2 separate regions of the Homo sapiens genome follow, and region 1 is linked to region 2. A link is an interaction called in ENCODE POLR2A ChIA-PET data of the cell type or tissue named here. Cell type or tissue: A673. All regions are shown on one strand. Each heading gives the region's core, and the rest is flanking DNA. Links, peaks and the distances in the headings are about the cores only.

Region 1 (14,850 bases), core at 3,741-11,740, 51 kb before region 2:
CGCCTCAGCCTCCCCAAGTGCTGGGATTACAGGTGTGAGCCACCGAGCCCAGCCTGAAACGCCTTTTTCTGTGTGGGGAACTTCCTTGTTTCCCTCCTCCCCGCAAGAGACTAGAAACTTGCTTTCCCAGCCTGTCTTGCAGGTTGAGTAGGGTTGTGCGCTTGGGATCTCTGATCAGACCGGCACCGCAGTGTGGGAGAGAAGCTGTGTGAAGAGTCTGTCGTCTGACTTTGGCAAGGGTTCCTCTGCACAGTGTTGTGTGGCACTGGGGGCAGCAGTGGCAGAGACCTTGTCACCTCTGCTGGTGTGTGGTATCTGGCAGAGCAGTCTATGGAGGGGTTTGGGATTTTTGCTTTACATAAAACCTGCGGCTTGTCCCTGGCCTTTTCCTTTTTTTTTTTTTTTTTTTTTTTTTTTCTGAGACGGAGTCTCACTCTGTTGCCGAGGCTGGAGTGCAGTGGCGCGATCTCGGCTCACTGCAAGCTCTGCCTCCCGGGTTCATGCCATTCTCCTGCCTCAGCCTCCCAAGTAGCTGGGACTACAGGCGCCCACCGCCACACCCGGCTAATTTTTTGTATTTTTAGTAGAGACGGGGTTTCATGGTGTTAGCCAGGATGGTCTCGATCTCCTGACCTCGTGATCCACCCGCCTTGGCCTCCCAAAGTGCTGGGATTACAGGCGTGAGCCACCGCGCCCGGCCTCCTTTTTTTTTTTCTTCTTGAGACAAGAGTCTCACTCTTGCCTAGGCTGAAGTGCAGTGGTACAATCTCAGTTCACTGCAACCTCCACCTCCCAGGTTCAAACAATTCTTGTGCCTCAGCCTCCCAAGAAGCTTGGATTACAGGCATGTGCCACTATGCCTGGCTAATTTTTTTATTTTTAGTGGAAAAAGCGTTGCGCCATGGTGGCCAGGCTGGTCTTGAACTCCTGGGCTCAAATTATCTTTTTGCCAAAGTGCTGGGATTATAGGCATGAGCCACCGCACCCAATCCTTTTTTTTTTTTTTTTTTGGTAGATTTCTTTCTGCTTAAACAAGCTAGAGTGAATTTTTAAATCTGCACCTAAGACCCCTGACTGATAACAGATTGATAGCTGGGATTGCACATGACAAATCCTGAAAGATGAAAGATGGAGGAGGTAGGATGGGACTGGTAAGGACCCGGTTTCCCTGGGCTGAAGAACTGGTGAACCTCGTTACTTGGTGGTGAGGCATTTAGCCAAGCTGCTGCTGTTCCTTGGACTATAGGCTGGTGTTATGGCTTGCCTCGGCCTCCCAATATGCTGGGATTATAGATGTGAGCCACTGGCCTGGTTTTTTTTTTTTTAATGTACATAAATTAAGATTTAGTCGTGGCCGGGCGCGGTGGCTCACGCCTGTAATCCCGGCACTTTGGGAAGCCGAGGCAGGCAGATCACCTGAGGTCAGGAGTTTGAGACCAGCCTGGCAAACATGGCAAAACTCTGTCTCTACTAAAAAAAAATTAGCCAGGTGCGGTGGCGCATGCATGCCTGTAATCCCAGCTACTCAGGAGGCTGAGGCAGAGAATTGCTTGAACCCAGGAGGCGGAGGTTGTAGTGAGCCAAGATTGTGCCGCTGCACTCCAGCCTGGGTGACAGAGAGGGACTCTGTCGCAAAAAAATAAAAAAATAAAATGTATTCATCTTTACAGTATCACACAGAATGGCTTTAAAGCCCTAAGAAATCCCCTGTGCTTCATCTATGTAGTGAAATTTCCACCCTACTCCACACCTGCATTCCTGGCAACTACTGATGTGTTGACTGTCTATAGTTTTGCCTTTGCCAGAATGTCATGTAACTGGAAAGCACATACCATGCAGCTTTTTTCAGACTGGCTGCTTTTGCTTGGCAACGTGCCTGTCAGATTCATGCATCTCTTGTTGTGGCTTGATAGCTCGTTCTTTATTCCACTGTGCGGATGTACCACCATATGTTTATCCATTCACCTACTGACGGCCATATTGATTACTTCTAGTTCTTGGCAGCTATGAGTAAAGCTATAAGCATCCATGTGCAGGTGTTTCATGGACACGTTTTCACATTAGCGGGGTACATATTTAGGAGTGAGACTGCTGGATTACATGGTAAGACTTTCCTTTTGTCTCTCCCGTTTTCAAACTCTGTACTGGCATATAAATTTCCTCAAATCTCTCCCATCTTTAATGGAAATAGGTCAAACCTTGAATTTTTAGCCACTCCCCAACTCCCTGGTGTCCCCATTCTTCTCAGAGAATCCCAACATCCCGCCTCCACCTCCTTGCTTCTTACTGCCTCTTCCACTCAGCCCACACTTGCAGAATGAGGACTGCGTCGACTACAAATTAGACCTCTGCTTCCACCAGGCCTCCTTGATAGTTCAGCTAAGAGCCGTGCGGTGAGTCTCCTGACGTTTTATGGCACTTGACGCTGGTAACCACTCCCTTCCCGAGGACGGAGACCGCGGCCCTGCCAGTATCGCTCACGCTTTACCTCTTCCCAAGTGTTTTTATCTCCTTACCTTGGCCTTGGGCTGCTTCTGTGACTCACCTGTATTTGAATCTCAGCCAGTCTTCCTTACCAAACTTCAGATCTGTATCCAAGTGCCTATTAGACATCATCCCCTGGCTGTCCCCTTTGCACCTCAAACACATGTCCCGAACTTTAACTCACTTCTTCCCTTTCAAGCTCTCCTGCTAAACTCTCTGATTTGGGGGAAAGCATCATCTATTCAGTCATCTAACTCAGAAACCCAAGAATCACCCTCGATTCCTCACTTTCCCTTCTATCTAGATCCAGTCTGTAGTTGAGGACCGCCGGTTCTGTTTCTTTTCCATCTTTCATGGTAATACAGTGGAGCTCCTTCATTTCTGACCCCTTATCTCCTGGGAGTAGGCCCATGGGCTCCCGCTGGTCTCCCTGCTTTAACCGTGCACCCCTCTCATCTTCCAAGGCAATGCCTCAGCTGTTCAAGCCACTCCCGTATACACAATCCTTACCGCGTCTAGACTCCTGCTTGGAAGCCGGGGCGTTCTCACTGCCCTCGCTGCGCCGCGCCTTCCCTTAGGTTCCTGTGGTGGGAGTGTTGGCAGTGACTTCTGCTCACGCTCTCCCTGCTGCCTGGAGAATTGCCCCTTCCCTCATTCCCCTTCCAACACGTATCCTGGGCCTGCTGAGTTGCTACTCATGCGAGGTTTATTGGCACCACAGCCCCATAATTGAGAAACAACAGTCCCCAGCTGCACACCTCCCCCGCGGGAACTACTTTTAACTTTTTAGCTGGCCTGCTGCTGGTCTCTGCCTCCATACTTCTAAATACATCCTCATGAGGCTCCTTCCCTCTCTTCCTAAGCAGATGTCTCGGAAGAAGAGGCTGTACTTACTTTCCACCTCCCTCATCTCCATTCAGTCTTTAACTCGCTACAACTGAAGGAGTAAACCCAGAAAAAGATGGCATTGACTCGGGGAAATAGGGAACCCAAAGTAGGAGAGACGAAAGCAGTTCCCAAGGTCATCATGAAAGAAGTCTTGGTCCATAGCCATACAGGGGCCTGGAGAACTCGTGGTCCATCCGGGAGCGGGAAGATGAGGGGCTTTCCAAAGTTGTAAAATAATGGTAATTAACCATGATATACAACTGACTCAGCTGAGATGAATACACAAAATGCCATATCATATAAATACTGATTACAGGTTTGTTTTTTAATGTTGCCCTGGGCCCAGCTTGAAAGAATGAATGGGGCGGGGGGGGGGGGGGGGGGCGGCGGGCAACGGTGCGGGGGGTGGGGGCATGGGAAAGCTAAACTTTGTTTCTTTTTTTTTTTTTTTCTTTTTTTTGAGACGGACTCTCGCTCTGTCTCCCACGCTGGAGTGCAGTGGCGCGATCTTGGCTGACTACAACCTCTGCTTCCCGGGTTCACGCCATTCTCCTGCCTCAGTCTCTTGAGTAGCTGGGACTACAAGGCGTGCGCCATCACGTTCGGCTAATTTTTGTATTTTTAGAGACGGGGTTTCTCCAGGCTGGTCCCGAATTCCTGATCTCAGGTAATCCACCCACCTCAGCCTCCCAGAGTGCTGGGATTACAGGCGTGAGCCACCATGCCCAGCCCACTCTTCTGTTTTCTAGGAAGTCAGTGGATTGTCAAACGTTCTTTTGGTCTCTCCTGTGCTGGAGCGTTGCGCTGGATCCTGCGTCTTAATCTTCTTGATTTCCTCTCTATTTTTGGTGGAGCTTATCTTGAAGTAGTTTCCTAAGAAAAGATACAGGAGAGATACAGTTTGTTAGGCCATGCATGTCTGAAAAATCTTAATTCTGCATTTTTCTTTTTCTATTTTTCTTTTGAGACAGGGTCTCCGTTGCCCAGGCTGGAGTGCAGTGGCGCGGTCATAGTTCACTGCAACCTTGAACTCAGGAGCTGAAGCGATCCTCCCACCTCAGCCTCTAGAGTAGCTGGGACCACAGGCACTCACCACCACCCACAAAAATCATAATTCTGTCATGCTGAATTGCTAGTTTGACTAAACGTGGACTTCTTGATTAAAACCCATTTTCCCTCAGAATTTTGAGGGCATTGCTACATTCTCATTTTCTTGTTTTGCGGTTGGTAAAGTCAGTGTCCTCCTTGCTGACCTGTTTTTCTTCTCTCTGGAAGGTTCTGGAACCACTGTCTGGAAGTTTCACGACTATGCCGTGGACCTCTTCTCGTTCAGCATGGTGGGCATTGGGGATGAACCCTCTTTTTTTTTTTTGGAGACAGAACCTCGCTCTGTTGCTCAGGCTGGAGTGCAGTGGTGTGATCTCGGCTCACTGCAACCTCCACCTCCCAGGTTCAAGCGATTCTCCTGCCTCGGCCTCCCGAGTAGCTGGGATTACTGGCATGCACATCATGCCTGGCAAATTTTTGTATTTTTAGTAAAGACAGGGTTTCACTATGTTAGCTAGGCTGGTCTTGAACTTCTGACCTCAAGTGAACCGCCCACCTCGGCCTCCCAAAGTGCTGGGATTACAGGCATGAGCCACCGTGCCTGGCCAGGGGATGATCTCTTTCTAGAAATTCATATCCTTCAATTCTGGAAATGTTTCTCATGATAGTTCTTTGATAACTGACCCTCCTTCCTTCACTGTATTTCTCTTTCTGGGACTTTTACTAGTCAGTGTATTTCTGGGTTGGTCTCTCTCTTTTCTCTTTTATTGGCAACCCTGATCTAAGGAACTAAGGTATAGAGGTGGTTGAGTCCTGACCAGAGCCGTGAGGGTCTAGATTTATGTAAATGATGGAGCCATACACGTTACTTTATTTATAGCAAGATATTGTAAAGATTTTGAAATGTCATTTATATGAAATGTCAAGATTATTAAATTCGTAGTTCACTGTAACCTCAAACTCCTGGGCTCAAGCAATCCTCCCACCTCAGCCTCCAAAGTAGCTGGGACTACAGGCACATCCCACCATGCCCAGCTAATTTTTGTATTTTTTGTAGAGACGGGGTTTCACCATGTTGCCTAGCCTTGTCTCGAACTCCTGGACTCAAGCAATCCTCCTGCCTTGACCTCCCAAAGTGTGGGGATTACAGGCACTGAGCCACTGCACCTGGTCAATGCATTTTTAAATATGGTCTAAGGGTATCAGCAAGTTGCAGATTTGATAACAGCTGGGTCTTTTCATTTAGTAACCACCCTTTTTTCCTCCTCTGTACTCTCACACAATATTAAAATACCTCCTATTAAATCTCTATTATCCTCTTCTCTTCCTGTTGCATTTTTCTCCCACAACTTAAGGCTCAAGTCTAAGCAGTGAAAACATAAGGTTTCCGATAAGCTAAGACAGTGTCTATCCATGGACGGGTTCGTGACAAACCCCTGTGGGTCCCTGGCTTGCTGAAACCAGGTTTCACATGAGGGGAGGAAGTGGCTTGACAAGAAGGGGGTTGCTAAGGGAACTTTATTACTCATTTCTCTTGGAAAAAAGCAGAAGGAATAAATGGAATAAAAGTCTGATAATTTGGCAGACATGCTTTGCAGTTACTTGCAGTACTGTGCTTAGGTTCAGAATAAGGAACTAAGTAACAATAATTGACGCTGAATCTCTTCAGAAGTAAGCTGATGGTGACTCAATAAACTCTCCCAGATGACCGCTGTATACACAGGTATTTTATGAGGGTGCAACTGGATTAAGTCATTCTGAACTGAATTTTGCATAATTATTACCAAAATTTGGATTGAAAAGTAAGTTTACAGTTGGCATTCCTATTTAATTTTAGTTTTTGTCAAAATAATATCTGTACATAATTATAAAATCAACTAAGTCTTCAAATACTCATAAATCAGAACAGCACTCTGCCTCCACCAGTCCCATTCTCCAAAGGAAAACACATTCAGTTCTTGTTTTTTTTTCTTGTTGTTGTTTTGGTTTTTGCATTTTTCTTTTTTCTTTTTTTTTTTTGAGACAGAGTTTTGCTCTTGTCGCGCAGGCTTGAATTCCTGGGCTCAAGCGACCCTCCACCCTTGGCCTCCCAAAGTGCAAGGGATTACAGGTGTGAGCCACCATACCAGCCTTCAAGGGCAGTTCTGATGCCTAACACCTGCTGATCCAGCTCAACAATATTGGATCACTTGAGGTCAGGAGTTCGAGACCAGCCTGGCCAACAGGGTGAAACACTCTCTCTACTAAAAACACAAAAATTATCCTGGCATGGTGGCGTGTGCCTGTAAGCCCAGCTATTTGGGAGGCTGAGACAGGAGAATCACTTGAACCCAGGAGGCAGAGGCTGCAGTGAGCCGAGATTGTGCCGCTGCACTCTAGCCTGGGTGACAGAGTCAAACTCTGTCTCAAAAAAAAAAAAAAAAGTCTCCGATGCCCTCTGGCCTTCATGGTGGACATTGGCATGTAAAGCTCACAAACACCTTCTCCCTTGCAAGGAGGATGATACAGAATCTTCACATTCTTCTGCATGGCACCAATTGTGCTATTTTAACAACAATGACTGTGCAGAAATGAAGCCAGTGCTTTTTTCCTCCAAGCCTTTGGACAAAGCATGTTTTATGACAAAAATAATCCCTCCGGCTCACATGTCCTCTCAGGCTTCCCACTGCTCTCCCACACAGCCTCTCGCTCCGAGAAGTGAGTCCCCTCCCGCTAATGCCAATCCTTCGGGCACACCCAGAACTTGTTTCCAGAGACTGAAATAACATTTCCAACGGGGTGGTGCCACCGGATTTGCTGAGCTGTTTAGTGGCCCATAGTGAGCTGATTTGTGTTGGGTAGATTATCTTCCCTGGGCGTGACGGGAAGGAGAGACTCAAGGCAGAACTTCTTTTTGAAACAAATGAATTTGGAAATATTAGGCAAGGAGGAAATAGTGATATAACTTGTTTTTTCCAGTATTGAAAGATGCCACCTCTGTACTTAACCACAGAGTAAGAAATATTCAGGAAAGTATATATTTTTATAGCATTGAAGTTAACCATTGAAGAGGGATTTATTAAGAGCTTACTATTAGGCAGTATGAGAATTTGTTTAAAGTATTAGATACCCCAAAATCCTATTCAAAAAGACACAAATATGATTCTAAAATATGTAAACAACAATGCTAGTAAACAAATGAAGGTATAATATAATTTGGCCCAAGAAACCCCCACGTTCAGAGCTTAGAGAAAATATATTACTTTTTTCCCCCTTTCTGGCTTTTACAGCCTTACTAAAACAAAAACAATTCTGGTGACTGAAGATTCAAAAAACAAAACAAAACAAAACAAAAAACCAGCCGGGTGCGGTGGCTCACGCCTGTAATCCCAGCACTTTGGGAGGCCGAGGCGGGCAGATCACAAGGTCAGGAGATCGAGACCATCCTGGCTAACATGGTGAAACCCTGTCTCTACTAAAAATTAAAAAAAATCAGCTGGGTGTGGCGGCACGCGCCTGTAGTCCCAGCTACTCGGGAGGGCGAGACAGGAGAATCGCTTGAACCCAGGAGGCGGAGGTTGCAGTGAGCCAAGATCGCGCGGCTGCACTCCAGCTTGGGCGACAGAGCGAGACTCGGTCTCAAAAAAAAAAGAAAAAAAAGAAAAAAATTGTAATTCCAAAGCGTGAACCCTTCACTGAAGCCACTGAACACTCTCATCCACGCCAAAACTTCAAAAGTTAACACTGGCTTGCACAGTTTGACTGATCCTGGAGCGGCAGAGTGACTCACCGTCTGCAGCCAGGCCTGGACGGCACTGCTGGTCCTAAGTCCCTCAGCGTTCAGGTCTCAGTCTACCCAGCCAGAGACGACCGCTGCGCGTCCTCCGTCAGATGGCAAAGCCACGACTTTGTGCCGACCTACAGAACGCCAGTTAATCTTGGGAATCTGAAATGATTCATTTTATTTAGCAAAGTGTTTTCAATTCCTTCAAGATTGGTGCTTGTCTAAACCATTTGCTCTGAGTGAGTTGTAAGGAATCAGGCACGAAGCACCTTAAATACCCCAGGCTCAGGGTGTTTTGAACAGGCCTTGCAGGCCGGCAGAGGCCGTCTCCTCCTACCCAGAGAGCAGCGCTGTGGACCTTGCTGAGCTGGTGACCTGTCATCTCCAGCCCTTCTCCGGGAAACCCCTTCTATAGGAAACAAATTTCTCACTTCCCCAGCACCTAAGTGCCATCATTCTGTCCGGTGAGATGAAAGTGGAAATATCTCCATCTTCTGGGGAAAGCTTTCATTTTCTTGGTGAAAGGAAAAACACAGCTGCTGCGACTCCTGTGTCCCTGGTTTCAACCTTGAACTGGGGCCCGGTGCCTGGAGATGCAGGGGAGGGCTCAGACCGTGAGCAACTCCAGCCCACTGCAGTGGGTGGACTAGAACATTATCCAGCCTCTGCACCAGTCCTGGACTGCTCACCCTGACTTCTACAAGAAAAAGAAATCCCTTTTTGTTAAGTCACAGTAAGTTGGGGTTTCTGTTACTTAACAGATGTACACTTGCAGGGTACAGTGGCTCACGCCTGTAATCCCAGCACTTTGGAAGGCCGAGGCAGGCAAATCACTTGAGGTCAGGAGTTCGAGACCAGCCTGGCCAATACGGAGAAACCCCGTCTCTACTAAAAATATAAAATTAGCCAGGTATGGTGGTGCATGCCTGTAATCCCAGCTACTCGGGAGGCTGAGGCAGGAGAATCGCTTGAACCCAGGAGGCAGAGGTTGCGGTGATCCAAGATCGCACCATTGCACTCTAGCCTGGGCAATAGGAGCGAAACTCCATCTCAAAAACAAACAAAAAACAGACCTATACCTAACGGATAGGGAATTTGGTATCTGAGAGCCAGTGGCTCCAGGGGACAGACACTAATGTACGGCGTTGGCTAAGAGGAGGTCCAGTGGTGGGGCGGGGACCCAACTCCTTCAGCCTGGAAAATCAGGGTCCTGCTTGATGGTGAATGATCAGTTGCATGCTCACCTGTTGTGAGACCTAGAGACTAAAGCTGTAGCGTAAAACAGTGGTTCCCAAACCTTTCTGGCACCAGGGACCAATTTTGTAGAAGACAGTTTTCCACGTACCAGGGTTGAGGGACGGTCTGGGGATGATTCAGGAGCATTACATTTATTGTGCACTTTATTTCTATTATTGATACATTGTAATATGCAATGACATAATTAAACAACTCACCATAATGTAGAATCAGTGGCAGCCCTAAGCCTGTTTTCCTGCAACTAGGGCCAGCCTCCAGGAGACAGAAGAGGAGGTGGGCAGGTCACCAGGGCCAGCCTCCAGGAGACAGAAGAGGAGGTGGGCAGGTCACAAGGGCCAGCCTCCAGGAGACAGAAGAGGAGGTGGGCAGGTCACCAGGGCCAGCCTCCAGGAGACAGAAGAGGAGGTGGGCAGGTCACAAGGGCCAGCCTCTGGGAAACAGAAGAGGAGGTGGGCAGGTCACCAGGGCCAGCCTCCAGGAGACAGAAGAGGAGGTGGGCAGGTCACCAGGGCCAGTCTCTGGGAGAGGGAAGGTGTTAGGTTGGATGATGTGTGGAGAGAAGGCCTTTGCTATGGCTGCTTGAGCATGGGACCAAACAGAATAGACCAGGAATTTACAGCTAGATGTGTAAGGTAATTACATTGTCCAAGAAACCAAAGGGTGCAGTGGTTCACTCCTGTAATCCCAGCACCTTGGGAGACCAAGGTGGGAGAATCACTTGAGCCCAGGAGTTTGAAACCAGCCTGGGCAACACGGTGAGAGCCCATCTCTAAAAAAAATAAAATTAACTGGGTGCAGTGGCACATGCCTGCTGTGGTCCCGGCTATGCAGGAGGCTGAGGTGGGAGGATCACCTGAGCCCCAGAGGTCGAGGCTGTAGTGAGCTATGATTGCACTGCTGCACGCCAGCCTGGCCAACAGAGTGAAACCCTATCTCAAAAACAGCAACAAAGAACAAAGCAGCCCTCAGGCTGGCTAGCAGTAGCCCCTGTCTGTTCAGGCCGTGAAGCCATCTGCAGCCCCTGAACCCATACTCAAGAACTGAACTGCAAAACCCTATGTTCTCCATCAGGGGTGTCCCGCCCAGGGCCCTGCTTGGATGAGGTCTTGGAGGACCCTCCCAGAGACCAGAGAAGTCAGTGGGAAGGTCTGATACGAGGTGCCAGGCTGGCTCACTGGGGAGCTTGCTGTATCGCCAGGGCAGGGAGACCTCACTGCTCCTTCCAGCGGGATCTTGCGTGTGACTCGTTTTGTCTTCCCATCCTCTGAGTTTCTGAAGGGGGATTGTATTGCAATGGTCTGTTTCCTCTTCCACCATTCCTTACTGCATGTGTTGATGATGGACTACAAGTCTTTGGGCTATAGCTGGTGGGATCATGAGGAGCTCCCTCTGGACCCCAGGCGGACGCCTGCACCTCATCTGGATATGCAGGACTCGGGAAGGTGGATGCCATGGCTCAGGTGGTCTTGAGGGTGGCCCTCCAAGCCTTTGGCGGGGGCAGTGTGTTCTCTAGAAAGAGGTGCACTGGGGCTGACCTGGGAAAAGACCAACCCGATTCACATTCCCAAACCCTTTCTTGTATTTAACTTTTCAGAAACGTTCCATCTGCTCTCTCTCAGCACCACTTTGCAGCTAATCAAGAAGACGCAAGCAGACATCCACTGGGGGTGGGGAGGAGTTCCGAGAGTGCTGAGCCTTCCGGATTAAAGGGACATACGCTGCTGCCCGAATCCCAAATGCAGCGTGATGCCACTACCGCAGCCCAGCTGCAGCCTTGAGGAAGAGGGTGCAGGAGCTACAGAGGCTGTCCTTGACATGATTCAGCCTTCAAAGCAGGATTAACTGCTGCTGCCTCCAGACCTTCCTGTTTTGTGAGAAAAACAAATCCCAATGTGTTTAAGCCTCCATGAGTCAGGTTCTCATTTACATGTAGCCGAAAGCATTTCTGAAGGGTGCAAACACACTCGAAAGATAAGATTCTACCCCATCAGCAAAAACCATTAGGTGAAGTTGATGAACATTTTTCAGTCAACACTGGTTTCATGTTAACAGCTTAGTGATCTTCCCAGGGGGTGAGATTTGGGGTGCACTGAGGAGGCCTCCCTACCTAAAATAATTCCAGCAGTCCTGTTATTGATGCCTGAACTTCTACATGCAGAGCCACACGCAATCTGCGTGGTATGCACACACATGCACACACAGCTGTTAGGAGGGGCCTGAACAACCAGGAGTGTAGACGGCAGCGCAGGAGCTTGGGACAGAAAGCCAGGCTGTGGTTTCATGCATTGCAGATCCTATATCCCAGAAGCCATTTCTTTTTCTTTTTCTTTTTCTCTTTCTTGTTTTGTTTTGTTTTTTGAGACAGAGTCTTGTTCTGTCACCCAGGCTGGAGTGTAATGGCGCGATCTCGGCTCACTGCAACCTTCACCTCCCTGGTTCAAGTGACTCTCCAGCCTCAGCCTCCCGAGTAGCTGGGATTACAGGTGTGTGCCACCATACCTGGCTAATTTTTGTATTTTTAGGAGAGACAGTATTTCGCCATGTTGGCCAGGCTGGTCTCGAACTCCTGACCTCAGACGATCTGCCCGCCTCGGCCCCCCAAAGTGCTGGAACTATAGGCGTGCGCCACCACGCCTGGCCAGCCAAATCTATTTGTAACAGATTTCACTTTCAGAAAATTTCTCCATGTAATCCAAATCTTTCATTTTCTAGTACAGACCTCTTTCCCCTTAGCACTCTGTTCTTGATGACTTAGAAGTGTCGTTTCTCTTCACATCATTTGCACGTCATTCCTTCCTGTCTCCAGCTTCTTCTTCCCAGCCCTCCTCCTCCTCTGCACACAGGAAACCTCATTCTGTGGTGTGAACAGGGGGATTCCCGTCTTCCTGAAGCGACTTAGTCTTGAGCTGCCTGTGCCCTTCCCATCACAGTGAATGTTGCCAGTTGGGGATGACTGGGCAGCCATGGGGAAGGTGAGCAGAGGGCAGAGGAGTCCAAGCCCCTGAGGTGGAGGTGGGAGCAGGGAGAGCTGCAGGCTCAGCTGCTGGGGCAGTAGGAGGAGAGCCAGGACCTGGAGGAGTGTGTGTGTGTGTGTGTGTGTGTGTGTGTGTGTGTGTCTGTGTGATTGTGAGTGTGTGTGTGTGGTGCGGTCAGTGGGGAGCGGGGGAGTCTTTTATCTTTACCACTTGTTTGTCTGATTAACCTACTTTTCTTGGTTTCTAGGGAAAGAGCAAAAAAATTTTTTCTTTCTCTGAGACAGGGAGTAAAGCACGTGGCATCAAGACTGCAGCAGAAGGCCAGGCGCAGTGGCTCACACCTGTAAACCCAGCACTTTGGGAGGCTGAGGGTGGGGGTGGATCACCTGAGGTCAGGAGTTCGAGACCAGCCTGGCCAACATGGGGAAACCTCATCTCTACTAAAAATACCAAATTAGCCAGGTGTGGTGGCACGTGCCTGTAATCCCAGCTACTCGGGAGGCTGAGGCAGAAGAATCACTTGAACCTGGGAGGCGGAGGTTGCAGTGAGCCGAGATCATGCCACTGCACTCCGGCCTGAGCAACGAGTGAAACTCCATCTCAAAAAAAAAAAAAAAAAGAAAGAAAGAAAGAAAAAGAAAAAAAAAAAGACTGCAACAGAAGCGCAGGGCACCCTGGGATGCCTGCAGCCTCTCACCTTCAACCTCTGTGCTGGGATCCATCAATTCCCTTCCCATTTGACTGTCAAATCAGAAGGGTCTTTGCTAATTTCAGCATAAATTGGGAGAAAGCTGACCTCGATTTAGCTGGAATGACAGCAATGACTAATTTGTACACCAGAATTAATAAAGCTAGCTCTTGCCCCACAGGGAGAGAAAGATGATGTGGTTTTCTTGCATCTGCCCTAACTGAGATTGCTTTTTGGCAAGGATAGAGAAATGCTCATTCTCCACACTCCCAGGAGGGGGTCTGCTGACAGCTCCTGGACTGTCACCTGAATTGAGGTGTGACTGGGCCAGGGGTGTCCCAAGCCAACCAGCCAGGCACCTGGACGGGTGGGCTCTTGACCCCCTGAGACCACCATGGTCTTCGAAGGAGAGTCAGCAGGTCTGGAAGCAAGCGTGCTGGGGACCCCTTCCCCGTGGGGGGCCAGGAGCTCCTGTTATAAGAGCTCCAACAGGCCTCCGTATTTTCTGTCCCTTTTACAGGCAAGAATTCAATTCTGGGTCCTGAGCAGGGGTTGTCCCGGTCAATAAGCAACTTCAGTTCCTTGGGACAGGACCCCAGACTTGCTGGTAATGACATCGTTGTTTCTTTACCGGATAAGTCTCTCTTAACCCTGGAAAAGTCTGTTTACACAGAGGAGTGTGAAACCAACTCATACTTTTGATATTTTGGGGTTACGTTTAGGCAATCTTTACATATTTGATATTTTAAGAAGTTGCTGTTTTAAGAGGATGTGGCATATTTTAACTTGTAATTTTAAATGCAATGAATGGACTGGCCTCTTGATTCCAATTCAAAATATGTGATTGGGTAATTGATATAGATTTGTGATTTAAACTCAGATATTCAACGCCAATTTATTAAGATTGTAGGCAGTATGGGAACATTTAAAAAAACCAGAGATTCGCCAGAGTTAGTTGTTAAGCACTTGAGAATGCTTGTGAATAAATTAAAGTATTTAAAAGTATAAAGTATTAATATTATAAATGCAGTTTAAAAATTTTAAGGCAGCAAGTGCGTTGGCTCATGCCTCTAATCCTAGCACTTTGGGAGGCTGAGGCGGGCGGATTGCCTGAGCTCAGGAGTTTGAGACCAGCCCGGGCAACCTGGTGAACCCCTGTCTTCACTAAAATAAAAAAATTAGCCAGGCATGGCGGTGTGCGCCTGCCCATAGTCTCAGCTACTCAGAAGGCTGAGACAGGAAAATCGCTTGGACCCAGGAGTGGAGGTTGCAGTGAGCAGAGATCACGCCACTGCATTCCAGCCTGGGTGACAGAGCAAGACTCTGTCTCCAAAAGAAAAAATTTCAAGGACATTTAAATAAATAAATTTCTGAATGGGAACAGTCATCAAAGTTTTCCTTAACAATGACTGTTCGATGTTTTCTGTATTATAAAATAAAGTTATACATGGATGGAGCTGGAGGCCATTATCCTAAGCGAACCAACACAGGAACAGAAAACCAGATACCGCATGTTCTTGCTTATCAGTGGGAGCTAAACACTGAGGACACAAGGACACAAAGGAGGGAACAACAGATACCGGGGCCTCCTTGAGGGTGGAGGGTGGGAGGAGGGTGAGGACCAAAAAGCTATCTGTCAGCCGGGCGCGGCGGCTCACACCTGCAATCCCAGCACTTTGGGAGGCTAAGGAGGGCAGACCGCTTGAGTTCAGGAGTTTGAGACCAGCCTGGGCAACATGGCGAAACCC
Region 2 (14,850 bases), core at 2,207-10,206:
TAACCAGAACTCTGGAAATAGATATTTAATCCCCAAACAGAGGTGATGGTGTGTCTAGAAGCAATTTAAAGCCTCCATAGCTTGACTAGTCACTTTATCCTGGGCAACTTTTTGGATTGTTTGGTAATCTAGAAACGAGAGAGAACGCTAATTGCTTCAACATTAAAGAAACCCACCTTCTAGACTCACTCGTTCCCCCACCCCTCCTTTATGTTTTCTTTCTTGTTCCTCTAAGAAATGAAATATAGAAGACGAAAATATAAACTGGACTACAGCAGGGTGCAGTGGTGCATGCCTGTAATCCCAGCACTTTGGGAAGGAGGATTGCCTGAGGCCAGGAGTTTGAGACTGGCCTGGGCCACATAGACCTCCTTCCTACAAAAAATTTAAAAAGTATATTTAAACCAGACTAGAAACTTTCAACCACAAAAATCCATGGGGTCATTGAGGTGCAAATGGAAAGACCAGGAGCAAAAGTAGAGGGAGCAAAAGTAGAGGGTGGGGACAGTGTGGAGGTGAGGACAGTATGGAGGTGGGGACAGGGTATGGAGGTGGAGACAATGTATGGAGGTGGAGGCGGTGGCTGAGCAGAGCAGGAAAGCTGCTGGGGGCTGTGAGGAGCTAGGTTTGGCTGGGTGACAGCAAGGGCTGGACAGAAAGTGCTTTCAGAAAAGCCCAAGGATAAAGTCCAAAGAGATTAAAGGTTAAAAAAAAAAGAAAAGCTCAGGAAGAGGAAGATGACAGGTCCCCAGGGGAAATCTGCCTAATCCAGCAGCTGGGAAGACAGGATACCCTCAGGCCCTTCCTTAGGGCAAAAGGATTACTCCGTGCAGGAAGGAAATATTACAAAGTCTTTCTTCTCTATTTTATTATTATTATTTTTTTATGAGACGGAGTTTCGCTCTTGTTGCCCAGGCTGGAGTGCAGTGGTGCAATGGTGCAATGGCGTGTTCTTGGCTCACCGCAACCTCCGTCTCCCGGGTGCAAGTGATTCTCCTGCCCCAGCCTCCCGAGTAGCTGGGATTACAGGCATGCACCACCATGCCACCACGCCTGGCTAATTTTGTATTTTTAGTAGAGACGGGATTTCTCCATGTTGGTCAGGCTAGTCTTGAACTCCCGACCTCAGGTGATCCACCCGCCTCAGCCTCCCAAAGTGCTGGGATTACAGACGTAAGCCACCGGGCCCGGCCCTTCTTCTCTATTTTTAACTCATCTTTTAAAATTGTTCTTTCTTTCTTTTTTTTTTTTTTGGAGACTGTCTCGTTCTGTTGCTCGGGTTGAAGTGCAGTGGCGCGATCTTGGCTCACTGCAGTCTCAACCTCCTGGGCTCAAGGAATCCTCCCGGCTCAGCCTCCCAAGAAGCTGGGACTATAGGCGTGTGCTGCCACACTCGGCTAATTTTATTTTTTGTAGAGATGAGGTCCCTCTGTGTTGCTCGGGCTGGTCTCAAACTCCTGGACTCAAAAGATTCTCCTGCCTTGGCCTCCCAAAGTGCCAAGATGACAGGTGTGAGCCACCACTGCTGGCCTAGATATCTATTTTTTATATGAAATTTCTATCATGTACATAATGTGTTCGTGCAATAGCACATGTATATTAGATATAGATAAACAGGTTGTTGGGGGTAGAAAAGTTTGGATATCAGATCAGAAAAGTTTGGATATCTCAGCTCAGAGCCACGATGAGAGTGGGGAGGGAGCCCGCGCTTCTCAAGCTCAAATGCCTAGGAGTCCTTTGGAGATGGCGTTCAGATGCAGATTCTTGTTCCATAGATCTGGCTGGAGCCCAAAGTTCTGCAGCTGGCGGGCTGATTCAGAAAACATGAGTTGGTGCTTTTCCTCTTTTTGCCGCCGTACTCCATTGAGAGTCTTAGTCATGGAGGGAAACCCGAAAACCACCGGTGTCCGGGACAGATACTCTGACGCATTCTCCCGGAACACCCTGGGGACTGCGAGAAAGCCCCTGCTGGCTCACTCGTTTGCTGGGATCAGTTCCCATCAGGCATGCGGCTGTGCTTCTTGGTATCGATTTGCTTCTTGGTCCCATGGCTTCTGCAGCCCACGTCGGGAGGGCAAGGTGTGGTGCAGCCTGAGAGAAGCATGCTCCTTTGCAGGAAGGAGAGGGAGGCGCACAGGCGGGCCTTTTGGAGCAGAGGAGGCAGAGGAGTCCAAGCTGGGTGCAGTTCCTCTGCTGCAGCCCTGAGCTGGGCAGACAGGACACTTCGCTGGCCTTTCCTGGCCTCATACTTGTCACTCGGTGACACTGCGACCAGTGTGAGCAAACGTTCAGAAAGCACATTTAAACACTGTTACTTAAAATTGCAACTTCACAGGGCCAGTATTCTTTTTACCATGTTCCAAATGAGGAAACCGGGGTGCTGAATGATTAAGTGACTTATCCAAGACCACAGGGCTTGCAAATGGCAAGTGGGAGGATTGTTTGAGCCCAGGAATCTGAGACCAGCCTGAGCAACATGATGAGACCCCATCTCTACAAAAAATTAAAACATTAGCTGGGTGTGGTGGCGCATACCTGTGGTTCCAGCTACTTGGGAGGCTCAGGCAGGAGGATTGCTTGAGCCCAGTAGGTCGAGGCTGCAGTGAGCTGTGATTGTGCCACTGCACTCCAGCCTGGGCCACAGAACAAGACTTCATCTCAGAAAAAAAAAAAAAAGTTCACCCAAGGCAGACAACTTGTCCAGGGAGGGCAGAGCTAGATGTTCCTGTGACTGCAGTGCTGGGGCGCATCTGTCCTCTGTCCTGAAAGCAGGCCGCTCCATGCTCATCTCCCACACCTTCACCTCCTGTTAGGCCAGCGTCCACTGCAGTGGCCCAGCTCTTCCCAGCATCCCCTTACACAGGATCTGTGTTCCCTTCATGGTTTGGCCTGCATGTCCTTCAACCTGGGACGTCCACTCTCTCTCAGTTCTGTCCTCATTGTGCCCTACTTGTCTACTTCGGGAACTCTCCTTCACCACTCACCTCACACCCTTCCTCCAGGAAGCCCTCCCTGACTTTCTAGGCAGAGTTGGAGCCCTCACCCTGGGCATTTCCACAGCAGAAACTGTCCCACCACAGCCGTTGCTGGTGGTCATGTTTGTGTTTGCCAGCAGCCCACAAGAGGTCGAGGCGCAACCTGTAGTCCTCAGCTGCTGGGGCCGGGCAGTGGTGTGCTTTCAGCCTGGAGGGGGCGCTCAGGAAGAGGTTGTCCACTTGTGTGCAGCTTTTATGTGTCCTGTGCATATGGTTACAGCACCGCTTCCTGTGAAGGAGTTGAGCTAGGGGTTGTGCTGAATGCAGAGAACAAGATACAAACTTAAAGAGGCCTAGGGTGTGGCGGGAAACACACACCCCTTCCCCCACCTATATATGCTCACGTGAAAAGGTGCAGACAAGTATTTGAGGTAGTGCAGAAAATAAATGCTTGGAGAACAGCAAGGGAGGGATGTTAGTAGACACAGAGGGAATAGACAGAGGCAAAGGGGGTTTCTGGGTCTCCAGAGATCTGGGGGGCTAGGTGCAGGAAGGCTTTTTTTGGGAGAGAAGCAGATCAGCTGCGGGGGTGCAGAGAGAGGGAGGGGAAAGGTTGCTTGAGGCCTCATTGTAGAGGACCTTCCGTGAAGCCTAAGGAGGTTGAACTTGGTCTTAGTGGCAGTCGGGAGCCAGTGATTGTTTCTGAGCAGGGGAAGAAAACCAAAGTACTGTCTTAGGAAGATGAGTCCCTGTCAGCGGAATGCGCAGTGGACGCAAACGGGAGGCGGGGAGGAAGAGATGGGGAGTGAGGGCCTGTGGTCCAGGTGCGGCATTTAGAATTTAATCCGCACAGATAGTAGGCACGGAAAGAACATAGATGATGTGTGCGGGAGTTGAGATTTGGGGATTGACCAGGTGTGGGGATTGGAGCGGCTTGAAGAGGCAAGTTCCAGTAGAAGGAGTCATTAGTCCTTACACGGTGCTCCTTACTCCAAAGCCTGTATTTTTTCTGCTGACTTCTCTGAGCCTTAGTCTCCTCTTCTGTAAAGTAACGGGCTTGGATCTCTTGTTATTTGTTCTGGACTCCTGGCACAGATCTGCTGGTTCCTTCATGCCAATGACCCAGGCCTGTTTACCAGGAGAAGCAGACATCGTGACCTTTCCCGTCCAGCCTTACAGCCTAGTTTATCAATCCAGGACAGGGGTTCTTAGAAGAGTCCTCTCTGGTAAACAATAAACAAGTGCTGTTCCGTCTGCCTCGCGGTGCCCCCACACCTGCCTGGCCACGTCACACTGGCAGATGGGACGCGGGCATCAGCTCAAGTTCTGTGGAGCGAGAGATTCCGTGGCCCGGGCTGACCTGGGCTTGGAGGCCTGGAGCTGCCTGCGGCCCCCGCCGAGAAAGCCAGGAGCTGGGGCTCGCTTGTCAGGCGTGTTTCTGTTTCTGTGGCACTGGGCCTGCTGCCCCTGGACTGTGGAGACCCAGTGACTGGCGCAGGGTGAGAGCCAGGGTTGGGACCAGTGTGCGGGCACAAAGCCCCAGAGGAAGGTGCGCTCTGGTGGCTCTGGCCCTGTGATCTCCGTGCAGCCCTCCCACGGCTCTGCTGGGGGAAGCTCTGGGGTCCCTGTGTGTGTAAAAACTCTGGGCCTGAGGAATAGCTTCTACTTTGTTTCTTTCTTTAATTTTTTTTTTTTTTTTAATACGGAGTCTCACTCTCATGTAGGCTGGAGTACAGTGGCACGATCTCGGCTCACTGCAACCTCCACCTCCCAGGTTCAAGGGGTTCTCCTGCCTTAGCCTCCCAAGTAGCTGAGATTACACCTGCCTGCCACCAGGCCTGGCTAATTTTTGTATTTTTATTAGAGATGGGGTTTCACCATGTTGGCCAGGCTGGTCTTGAATTCCTGACCCCAAGTGTTCCGTGCGTCTGCCTCCCACAGTGCTGGGGTTACAGGCGTGAGCCAGTGCCCCCAGACTGTTTTGTTTCTTTTCTTTCAAAATTAAATTGTCCCCAGCTTCTCTCCTCAAACCTCAGTTTTACCCCCTCTTTGGTTCCCATGCACAAGTAGAGAGAATATGAGGTTGTCATTTCAATGGCCATTATGACCAGAAAATTGTGAGATTGCATCTCTCAGTCTTGCTCCGTCCCCTCTCTTCTTTCCCTCCTTTCCATCATGGCACTTTGGGGCACTTTCAGGTACACAGAGTGTTGGCAATAACAGTAAATATCCTGAGGTGGGGAGCACTTGGATTTGCCTGGCATGGATTGCGTGTTTGTAGGTGGGAACTCATCCGAGTGTGGGGACCACAGTGCTGTTGTCATCCCCGTATGACAGATGGCACAGCTGGGGCACCGCAGGCGCCAACTAGCCCGGATCTCTCACTGACCAGCGCTAGGGCTGCAATAGGAACCTGGCTGGCTGGCTCCAGGGCCCGGGCTCTTATCCGGGAACAGTGTTGTTCTTATTTGCCTAGATCAACAAAGTCACTGTAGAGAAAGACAAAAACAAAACAAAATCCAAACCAAGTAAGCCAAAAAAAGCTTAGCCTGGGGACCCAGTTCTACATTTGGTGGTGGTCATAAAAGAGGCTACCCAAATGGCCCGTAAGCATAGAAAGCACTTCAACCTCCCTAATTATTCAAGAGATGCAAATTAAAGCCACGGTGAGATACTACTCCACACCTGTTTTAGTTAGAGTGGCTAACAAGAAAAAGACCACATGTTGGGGAGACTGTGACTCACACCAACTCTCATATCAGAGTAGAAATCCATACAATCATCTTGGCAGCATTTACCAGAGCCAAGCATCTGCACACAGAAGGATCCAGGAAGCCCCCGCCTTGGCGTAGACGCATGCACTCAAGGTGCACAGAAGAATGTTCACTGCGGCACCCCAACGGGTGAGAGCCCCCAAACGGAAAGAATGCAACGTTCCATCAGTGTGGAGAAGTCAAGTGTGGTGTTCGTGCAGTGGAATACTACAGAAGGATGAAGAAGAACCAGCTATTGCAGGAAGGGACACGGTGGAAGAATCTTATGGGGAAAATGCTGAGGGAAGGAAACCAGGCCAAGTAAAACAGATAGAAAGTTCAAGACCCTGCAGATCGTCTGTATCCGATGTCAAGACATGGGTTCCCTTGAGGTGGTGATGGGAGGGGGCACGGGGGTTTCTGTAGCGACCTGGTTGATGGGTGGGGGTTGCATAGGCATGCTTTCCTGTGAGGATCGTCGAGCTGTGCATTCTGAATGTATTCTATACTTCTCATTTACCTGTTTAATTGTGCAAGAGATGGGGTCTCCCTCTGTTGCCCAGGCTGGAGTACAGTGGGCCCATCATCGCTCACTGCAACCTCGAATCCTGGGCTCAAGTGATCCACCCACCTCAGCCTCCTAGGTAGCTGGGACCATAGGTGTGCGCCATCATGCCTGGCTAATTTTTAAGTTCTTTGTTGTCCAGGCTGTTCTTGAACTCCTGGGCTCAAGCAATCCTCCTGCCTTGGCCACCCAAAGCACTGGGATTACAGACTTGCACCACCACACCCGGCCTCCATGTTATATTTCCATAATATGTTTATTTGAAAAGTGACTTGGGTGCCAGGAGACATGGGCCCTCCCTAGTCCTGGCTGTCTCTAACTTGTGAGTGACTCAAGCTGTCTCCGGTTCCACTTTCTGGAAGACTAATGGCTTGGATGAGATCGTGGTTTTCAGATCTGTCCTAGCCACAGAACCCTCTCTTCAAACAAGCCCTTACCTGCAATCTGAACATAAAATGCTACCTGGTGGGACTCACGAGTGAGTTCCGGACAGGACAGGAGACGGCTGTCACTGGGCTCCAGGATGTGGGTGGCAGTGCCTGACTTCCCGCTCCTGCCTGCTGTGGGAGACGAGCTTCTTGCACTGGGGCCTGATTTCCCAGGCTGGCCTCTCAGATCCTGTGGCTTCAAGTTCTCCTGGTCATGCAGTGTCCTGGTTCAGCACTGAATTGTTCCCTAATGGTTTCCTGTGTGGCAGATTCCTTAGCTCTACAGTGAACTCTAACAGGGTAGGCTTGACCGGCTTCTGTGGTTTGCTTGGAGTAGTTAGGATGAAAATTCAGAACCTGCCTGCTGACTGAAATGGGCGTTCATGTCTTAGAATGCTCACCAGATTGCTTTTTCTCTTACACATAGTAGAGGTCAATAAAACGGAGTTTGTGGGATGTTTCTTTTCTTTTCTCTTTCTTTCTTTCTTTCTTTCTTTCTTTCTTTCTTTCTTTCTTTCTTTCTTTCTTCTTTCTCTTTCTTCCTTTCTTTTCTTTCTCTTTCTTTCTTTCTTTCTTTCTTTCTTTCTTTCTTTCTTTCTTTCTTTTTCTTTTCTTTCTCTCTCTCGCTCTCTCTTTCCTTTCTTTTTCTTTTTTTTTTTTGAGACGGAGTTTCACTCTTGTTGCCCAGGCTGGAGTGCAATGGTGCGATCTCGGCTCACTACAACCTCTGCCTCCCGGGTTCAAGCAATTCTCCTGCCTCAGCCTAACAAGTAGCTGGGATTACAGGTGCCCGCCACCATGCTGAGCTAATTTTGTTTTGTATTTAGTAGAGACGGGGTTTCACCATGTTAGGCTGGTCTCGAACTCCCGACCTCAGGTGATCTATCCGCCTTGGCCTCCCAAAGTTTGGGATTACAGGTGTGTGCCACCGTGCCTGGCCAGGATGTTTCTGATGCAGGGATAAGGTGGGGAACTTGGGAAATGGTGTACACCACTGACGGCCTGGGGCACATGGGGTGGACACACTGGGAGTGGATACCTGAGGTGGGCACGTGGGGTGGACACGTGGGTGTGAGTGGTCACCTGAGGTGCACACGTGAGGGTGGATATCATGAGGGTGGCTGTCAAGAGGGTGGATGCTGGTTCAGGGCTGGCATGAAGACCCTAGTCAGGAGGGAGCCAAGGCGTCCAAGGAGGCCCTCAGGCTGCAAGTGTTGGTTTGGCCCCAGTCTTGGTGATGACAGGACCTTTGGGAATCTGAAGCCCGGTGACCTTGGGCTGTGGGGAGCTGGCGGGCTTTATCTGCCCAGCGTCTCTGCCCCAGTTTTGGGCCTGTCTGTGATGCTGGGCACCTGCTGATGTGCGCAGCTTCATTCATTCCTCCTCCACTCACCCACCTGACCACTGTGTGGGGCGCCCCTGCTGTGGGCCAGGCTGGTTCCAGGGTCCATCAGCAACAGAAACAAAAATGCCCTGTCCTCTTGGGGAGACACAACCAGCAACAAGAGAACAGCGAAGGAGGCGTAGGACATGCGGCTGATATGGGCTTAGGGGAAACGCAGGCAGGAGAGGGGGCTGCAAGCTCAGGCGGGAGCTTTGGGGCCAGGAAGGCCTGGCTCAGAGGGGACTTGGGTCAGGGTCACAACAGGGAGGTGAAGCCACTGACCCGGAGCTGCTGGAGAGCTTCCGGGATGGACAGAGTCCGCCCCACGGGTCCCTCCTGCCCTCCCTCGGTGCCTGCCCTGGGCCGTGGAGATGACTGGGGAGCAGCTGGGCGTTATTTTCCCCGGGGCCAGGGTGGGCATCTCGGCCTCGAGTTGATCTGAAAGGATTTACTGCTGTCAGAGCCACCCCATCGTGTGCAGCACGGACTGGGGGGGATTTGAAGGCAGAGGGCCTGGGGTGTGTCCAGCCCCACCTGCCCCTCGGCCCCAATCTGCTTCTGGAGAGTGGCCTGGCTGAGCCGGGACGCAGCGCACTGGTCCCTACCTTGGAGGCCTGACTCCCTTGAGAAGTGTCCCCAACCCAGTTCCCGTCTCACTACCAGCCACCACCTCCCCAGCACGGGGTCCTCCGCAGGTGATTTCATCTCTGAGGCGGCTTTCTTATCTCTGGAAGAGCAGTACTATCTCCCTGGTGGAGTCGTTCTAAAAATGAAAGGCAATGTGTTCAAAGTGCCCAACACGTGCCTGCCGTATTCAATAAAAGGGAGCTAGTATTCATTTAACAGCTGAGAAGAAAAACAGTGAACACTTCTTGAGCTCTGTTTATCTGCCTTGTTTTACTGGAGGAGAAAGTGGGGCACAGAGAAATTCAGTTATTGGTCCGAGGTCACACAGCGTGTGAGTCGGGAAGGAAGGGGCAGCTGGAATTTGAACCTGGCAGTCTGGCTTCCCTCTGGGGAAGAGCAGTGGATGAGGGCGAAGCCGACAAGAGCCCAAACTCATCTGCGCTGCGCTGCTTTTGAGCCACACAAATCCAAATAAGGGATCATCCAAATCCTTTATTTTCTCTCGAAGTTTTGTGATCATTAATCAGTTAACAGCTTGTTCCCTTCTGTGCTGGACAACCCCCAGCTGCAAGGGGCAGGAATGGAGCATGGGGGAGGCTGTAAAATAGATCACTCAGGCGTTTCCCTAGCGAGCCCCCCGGGAATGAACAGAAGGGTTTCTCTCCTATGGTGGGATGTTGCTGTCCATGGGGGTCGTCGAAGGACGGGTGTGGAGGCCCAGGAGGACTGCAGGCAAGAGGGGAGAAAAGGAAGAACCCGTCTCCCCTCAACTGGATCATCATGGGCTGTGTTGCACTGGTAAACCAAGGTGCCAAGGCTGCGGCAGCTCAGATGGGAAGGGGACCCTGTTTTCTGAGCATGCAGACGCCAGGATTATAGGACATTCTGCCAGGCACAGAAACCACGAGAGCCCACCTTCCCCAAAGGCTGCTGGCTCCAAAGTGGGGAGGGAGTGGTTGTTCCCAGGTGATAAGTGATGAGAAGACCGTTGAGCCCCCAGAGTGACACCCAAGCATGTAACTAACTCGAGACCAGGAGCATCCACTGACAAACGCCCGGTGAGGTCGATCCTGGTGACAGGATCCAGGTGCTAGTCGGGTCCTGAGTCGAGTTGCTGGACTCGCAGCATTTAACCATTCAAAATAACCAGCTTTAAAAATGTGTGTGGGCCAGGCTCGGTGGCGCTCGCGTGTAATCCCAGCACTTTGGGAGGCCAAGGCAAGAGGATTGCTTGAGCCCAGGAGTTTGTGAGCAGCTGGGCAACATAGTGAGACCCTGTCTCTAAAAGAAAAAAAAAATGCTGTAATTGACATTCTTTTTAATGGATGGATGGAGGAATGAATGAATGATTGCTTTGCAAGACAGCATGAACCTCAGGTTCCAGAGTCAGGCTTAAAGCAATCAGATTGAGGGGGACCATGTAATATTTTTTCCTAACATTAACAACAGGCTTATTGTACAAAGGACAGGAAAATATGAAGAAAGAAATCATTCATAATTACATAGCAGAATAGCCATTGTTAACATTTCAATTTTCTTCAAGTTTTTTCTTTTCTTTCCTTTGGTTTTGTTGCTGTTTTGTTTTGTTTTTTGACAGAGTCTCCCACTTTGCCCAAGCTGGAGTACAGTGGCTCAGCCGTGGCTCACTGCAGCCTCAAACTCCTGGGCTCAAACAATCCTCTTGTGTCAGCCTCCTGAGTAGCTGAAACTACAGGTGTGCTTCACCACACCTGGCTAATCTTTAAATTTTTTGTAGAGATGGGGTCTTGCTATGTTGTCCAGGCTGGTCTCAAACCCCTGGCCTCAAGCAGTCCTCTCACCTCACCTTCCAAAGTGCTGAGATTACAGGTGCAAGCCACCGTGCCCTAGGTTATTTTAATATAGTTTATCACCAATGTATGCAATTCTGTGTTCTGAGTGCTTTACTTTTAATGACCCAAACTAAGATGTTCTACTCTGTGTGTTAGTTCTCTGGCAAGTAGCAGAATTGTGGTATGTGTTCCTAAAACTAAGATGTATCCTGATCACGTGACAGAGGCTGATACCTCTTTAAAAGATAAAGTTTGGAAGTGAAACAGAGACTAGAACAGATATTTGTCACACCCATGTTCTATTTTATTTTCATTTGTAATTATTTTAGAGACAGAGTCTGGCTCTGTCGCTCAGGCTGGAGTGCAGTGGTGCAGTCATAGTACACTGTAACCTCAAACTCCTGGGCTCAAGCTATCGCCCCACCTCAGCCTCCCAAGCAGCCAGTACTGTAGGTGTGTGCCATCACACCTGACTAGTATTTCCAAAAAAATGTTTTGTAGAGATAAAGTCTTGCTGTGTTGGCTCTGCTGGTCTCAAACTCCTGGCCTGGAGTGATCCTCTAGTCTCAGCCTCAGTAGCTGGGATTATAGTCATGAGCCTCTGCACGCAGCCCACGCCCATGTTTATATCAGCATTATTCACAGTAACAAAGAGGTGGGAGCAACCCAAGTTCCATGGAGGGATGAACAGATAAGCAAAATATGGCCCATCCACACAGTGGAATATTATGCAGCCTTAAACAAGAAGGAAATGCTGACATATGCTACAACATACATCAGCCCTGAAGACAATGTTCTGAGTGAAATAAGCGAGACATAAAAAGACAAATACTGGCTGGGTGCAGTGGCTCACGCCTGTAATCCCAACACTTTGGGAGGCTGAGGCGGGAGGATTGGTTCAGTCCAGGAGTTCAAGACCAGCCTGGGAAACATAGCGAGGCCTCACTGCAGGGTGTGGTGGGACACATCTGTGGGCCTAGTTACTCAGGAGGCTAGGGTGGGAGGATCACTTGAGCCCAGGTGCTCAAGGCTGCAGTGAGCCAAGATTGTGCCACTGCACTCCAGCCTGGGCGATAGAGTAAGACTCCGTTTAAAAAAAAAAAAAAAAAAAAAAAGACAAATACTGCATGATTCCACTCATATGCGATCTCTAGAAGAATCACACTCACAGAGACAAAGTAGAATGGAGGTGGCCAGGGGCTGGGGAGGGAGAATGGGGAGCTGGTGTTTAAATGGGGACACAGTTTCCATTGGAGAAGATGGAAAAATTCTGGAGCTGGATGGTAGCGATGGCTGCATAACACTGTGATTGTGCTTACTGCCCTGAACTGTGTGCCTAAAGATGGGGAAAATGGACAATTTTATGTATGTTTTGCTACAATAAAACAAAAAGCAAAAGATAAGAGTTGGAGCTGAGGTCCCTGGCTTCTGGCCTCCTCAGTCTTGGCGGATTCTTCCTCCCTGTCTCCCCAAGTTTTCTCTCTAATCCCTCACCTGGCTTTTCTGGGCAAAGGCCAGCCCGCTTCTCACCACCCCCTTCTCTCTTGCATATGCATCCCCCCAACATTCACACAGAAGCACGCACACACACACCCCTTGAGGTCTAGACTGGGGGTCTGGGTGCAGGAGGGTCTGAGCTGGGAGACCTCCCCACTGCAGCAGCAGTGTCACAAACAAGTTGTCCTGCACCTAAGACTAATCTGGAGTGGAGGCTGGGAAGGAAGCGGTCCTGGTGCTGCCGGCAGCCTTTCCATCCTAGGGCCGAGCTGGCTGGGGAGAATGAGGGGCCTTTGAAGTCCCAGGCCGATCCCTTCGCCAGACCTCCCAGGCCAGGTCTCCACGCCAGCACTGTGTTTCATCACAAGTGCAAAGCTTCCAGCAGAGCAGTAGGTCCCGAGCGGGAGTGCCGGGATGTGGCCTCGAGGCCCCCGCCTGTCATTGTCTCCCAGCCTCAGGCCCTGTTCCCCTTCTAGGCTTGTGCCACACCAGGCTAAGAATCAGAGCCTGGGTGTGGGGGCAGGGGGAGCTGGAGGAGCGGGCAGGACTGCCCAGTGCTTTCCTGGCTTAGCTGGGCGAAATCCAAATGCAGTGAAGTTCGCCTTGCAGTCCAGTGTCCATGGCCAGGGCAGGAGGGCAGAGGGCTGAGCCTCTGCCAGACAGAGCAGTGCCCTTCCCAGCCCCCCAGGGTCTTCACTTGCTTCACAGAGGGTCAGCTGGAAGGACTATGGGGCCCCACAGACCCACCTGTCGCCACAGGTTGAGAACATGGATGGGGCGGTGCCCAGCACGGTCCCTGGCTCCAGGACACAGTGCACAGCCACAGCCCATACACGCCCCAGCCCCAAACCTAGGAGACTTGGTCCTTCTGTGTCACACCTCTGTTCTCCCTGGAGTTGCAGGGGATTTTCTCTGGAAACTACCTAGTAGTTTAGGGTCCTAAGAATTTATCCAATCTTCTTTCAGAAGATCACCCAGTTCTTCATTCTCAAAAACAAAGCACAAAGACTTTGAACAGCTGCGGAATGGCTTGTCATAAGCCACACAGGAGAAAAGTCCGCAGGCCCAGCACCACGCCAACTTTGGGGTTGGCTTATTCTAGAATCTAGACTATTTTTTTGCTCACAAATTATCTCTAAAACACCTCCAGCTCCACTAGGATTCTGTTTACTAACTGCTTCCTGTGCACCTGTCTCATTTCCTCAACAAGGAATAGAATGCTTGCAGTCAGGTGCCCCAGCCCCACCAGCCTGAAGCTGGGCTTGTAGCTGGCACCATGGTAGGTGGCAGTGAAAACTGGAGTCTGGCCTGGTGTGGTGGCTCATGCCTGTAATCCCAGCACTTTGGGAGGCTGAGGCAGGTGAATCACCTGAGGTCAGGAGTTCGAGACCAGCCTGGTCAAAAAAAAAAAAAATATATATATATATATATGTATATAAATAATATATAAATAATTACATGTATAGTTTTGAAAGCAGGAATTTTTTTTTTAATTTTTTTTTTTGAGACAGAGTCTCGCTCTGTCACCCAGGCTGGAGTGCAGTGGCGTGATCTCGGCTCACTGCAAGCTCTGCCTCCCGGGTTCACGCCATTCTCCTGCCTCAGCCTCCCAAGTAGTTGGGACTACAGACAACTGCCACCACGCCCGGCTAATTTTTTTTTATATTTTTAGTAGAGACGGGGTTTCACCGTGTTAGCCAGGGTGGTCTTGATCTCCTGACCTCGTGATCCACCCGCCTCGCCCTCCCAAAGTGCTGGGATTACAGGTGTGAGCCACCGCGCCTGGCCTCAAAGCTGGAATCTTTACATGACAGGCATGAGCATCACTGGAGATGCTTTTTGTTTTTTATTTTATTTTATTTTATTTTTGAGACAGAATCTTGCTCTGTTGCCCAGACTGGAGTGCAGTGGTGCCATCTCGGCTCACTGCAATCTCCGCCTTCTGGGTTCAAGTGATCCTTGTGCGTCAGCCTCCCGAGTAGCTGGGGTTGTAGGTGCCCACCACCACGCCCGGTTAATTTTTGTATTTTTAGTAGAGACGGGGTTTCGCCATGTTGTCCAGCCTGGTCTCGAGCTTCTGACCTCAGGTGATCTGCCTGCCTCAGCTCCACAAAGTGCTAGGATTACAGGTGTGAGCTACCACACCCAGCCTGGAGAAGCTTTTTAAACATTGCACCCCCAAAAGCCCCATCCTGGCAATTCTGGTTTAATCGGTCTGGGATGGGGTTGACACAATGGGTAGTTTTGAAGTTCCTTGGTGATTCTTTTTTTTATTTTGTATTTTTTGAGATGGAGTCTCACTCTTGTCACCCAGGCTGGAGTGCAATGGTGTGATCTCGGCTCACTGCAACCTCTGCCTCCCAGGTTCAAGTGATTCTCCTGCCTCAGCCTCCTGAGGAACTGGGATTACAGGCTCCCACCACTGTGCCTGGCTAATTTTTGTATTTTCAGTAGAGACGGGGGTTTTACCACGTTGGCCAGGCTGGTTTCGAACTCCTGACCTCAGGTGATCCACCTGCCTCGGCCTCCCAAAGTGCTGGAATTACAGGTGTGAGTCACCGCGCCTGGCCTTTTTTTTTTTTTTTTTTAAGAGAGCGTGTTTAGCTGTGTTGCCCAGGCTGGTCCCAAACTCCTGGGCTCAAGTGATCCTCCCATCTCGGCCTCCCAAAGTGTTGGGGCTACAGGCGTGAGCCAGCCTGCCGGCCTTCCTCATGGCTCTTACGTGCCACAGGTATTGAAAGCCACTGATCTCCACCATGGTCAGACTTAGCCATCAGCTTCGCACGTTCACTCTTTTTCTCTCCCCAGAT

Evidence for each region. Peaks named below come from ENCODE experiments on the same cell type or tissue, not always from the same donor. Only the 100,000 strongest peaks of a DNase experiment are listed, where the experiment ranks them.
Region 1: POLR2A ChIA-PET joins it to region 2 with 5 read pairs; 12 of 35 experiments call an interaction of 5 or more read pairs at or near these places.

Annotation. Positions count from the first base shown.
Region 1 is chr10:6,117,768-6,132,617 of GRCh38, forward strand. It overlaps LOC101928080 (a long non-coding RNA gene), which reads right to left. Exons shown (of 3, transcript XR_930619.3): 2 at 8,189-8,344; 3 at 3,817-4,245. Among named protein-coding and RNA genes, the nearest start is that of MIR3155A, 27 kb to the right of the region's middle. RefSeq lists enhancers at 8,755-8,874, 12,161-12,210, 12,261-12,340, 12,351-12,430. In A673, for the core only: no CTCF peak of the experiment used is centred there; DNase peaks (open chromatin) are centred at 7,094 and 11,184; H3K27ac peaks cover 529 bases.
Region 2 is chr10:6,170,162-6,185,011 of GRCh38, forward strand. It overlaps a transcript of PFKFB3 not described here. Among named protein-coding and RNA genes, the nearest start is that of PFKFB3-AS1, 25 kb to the right of the region's middle. RefSeq lists enhancers at 3,249-3,298, 12,541-13,132. In A673, for the core only: a CTCF peak has its summit at 3,176 (motif pointing right); no DNase peak of the experiment used is centred there; H3K27ac peaks cover 672 bases.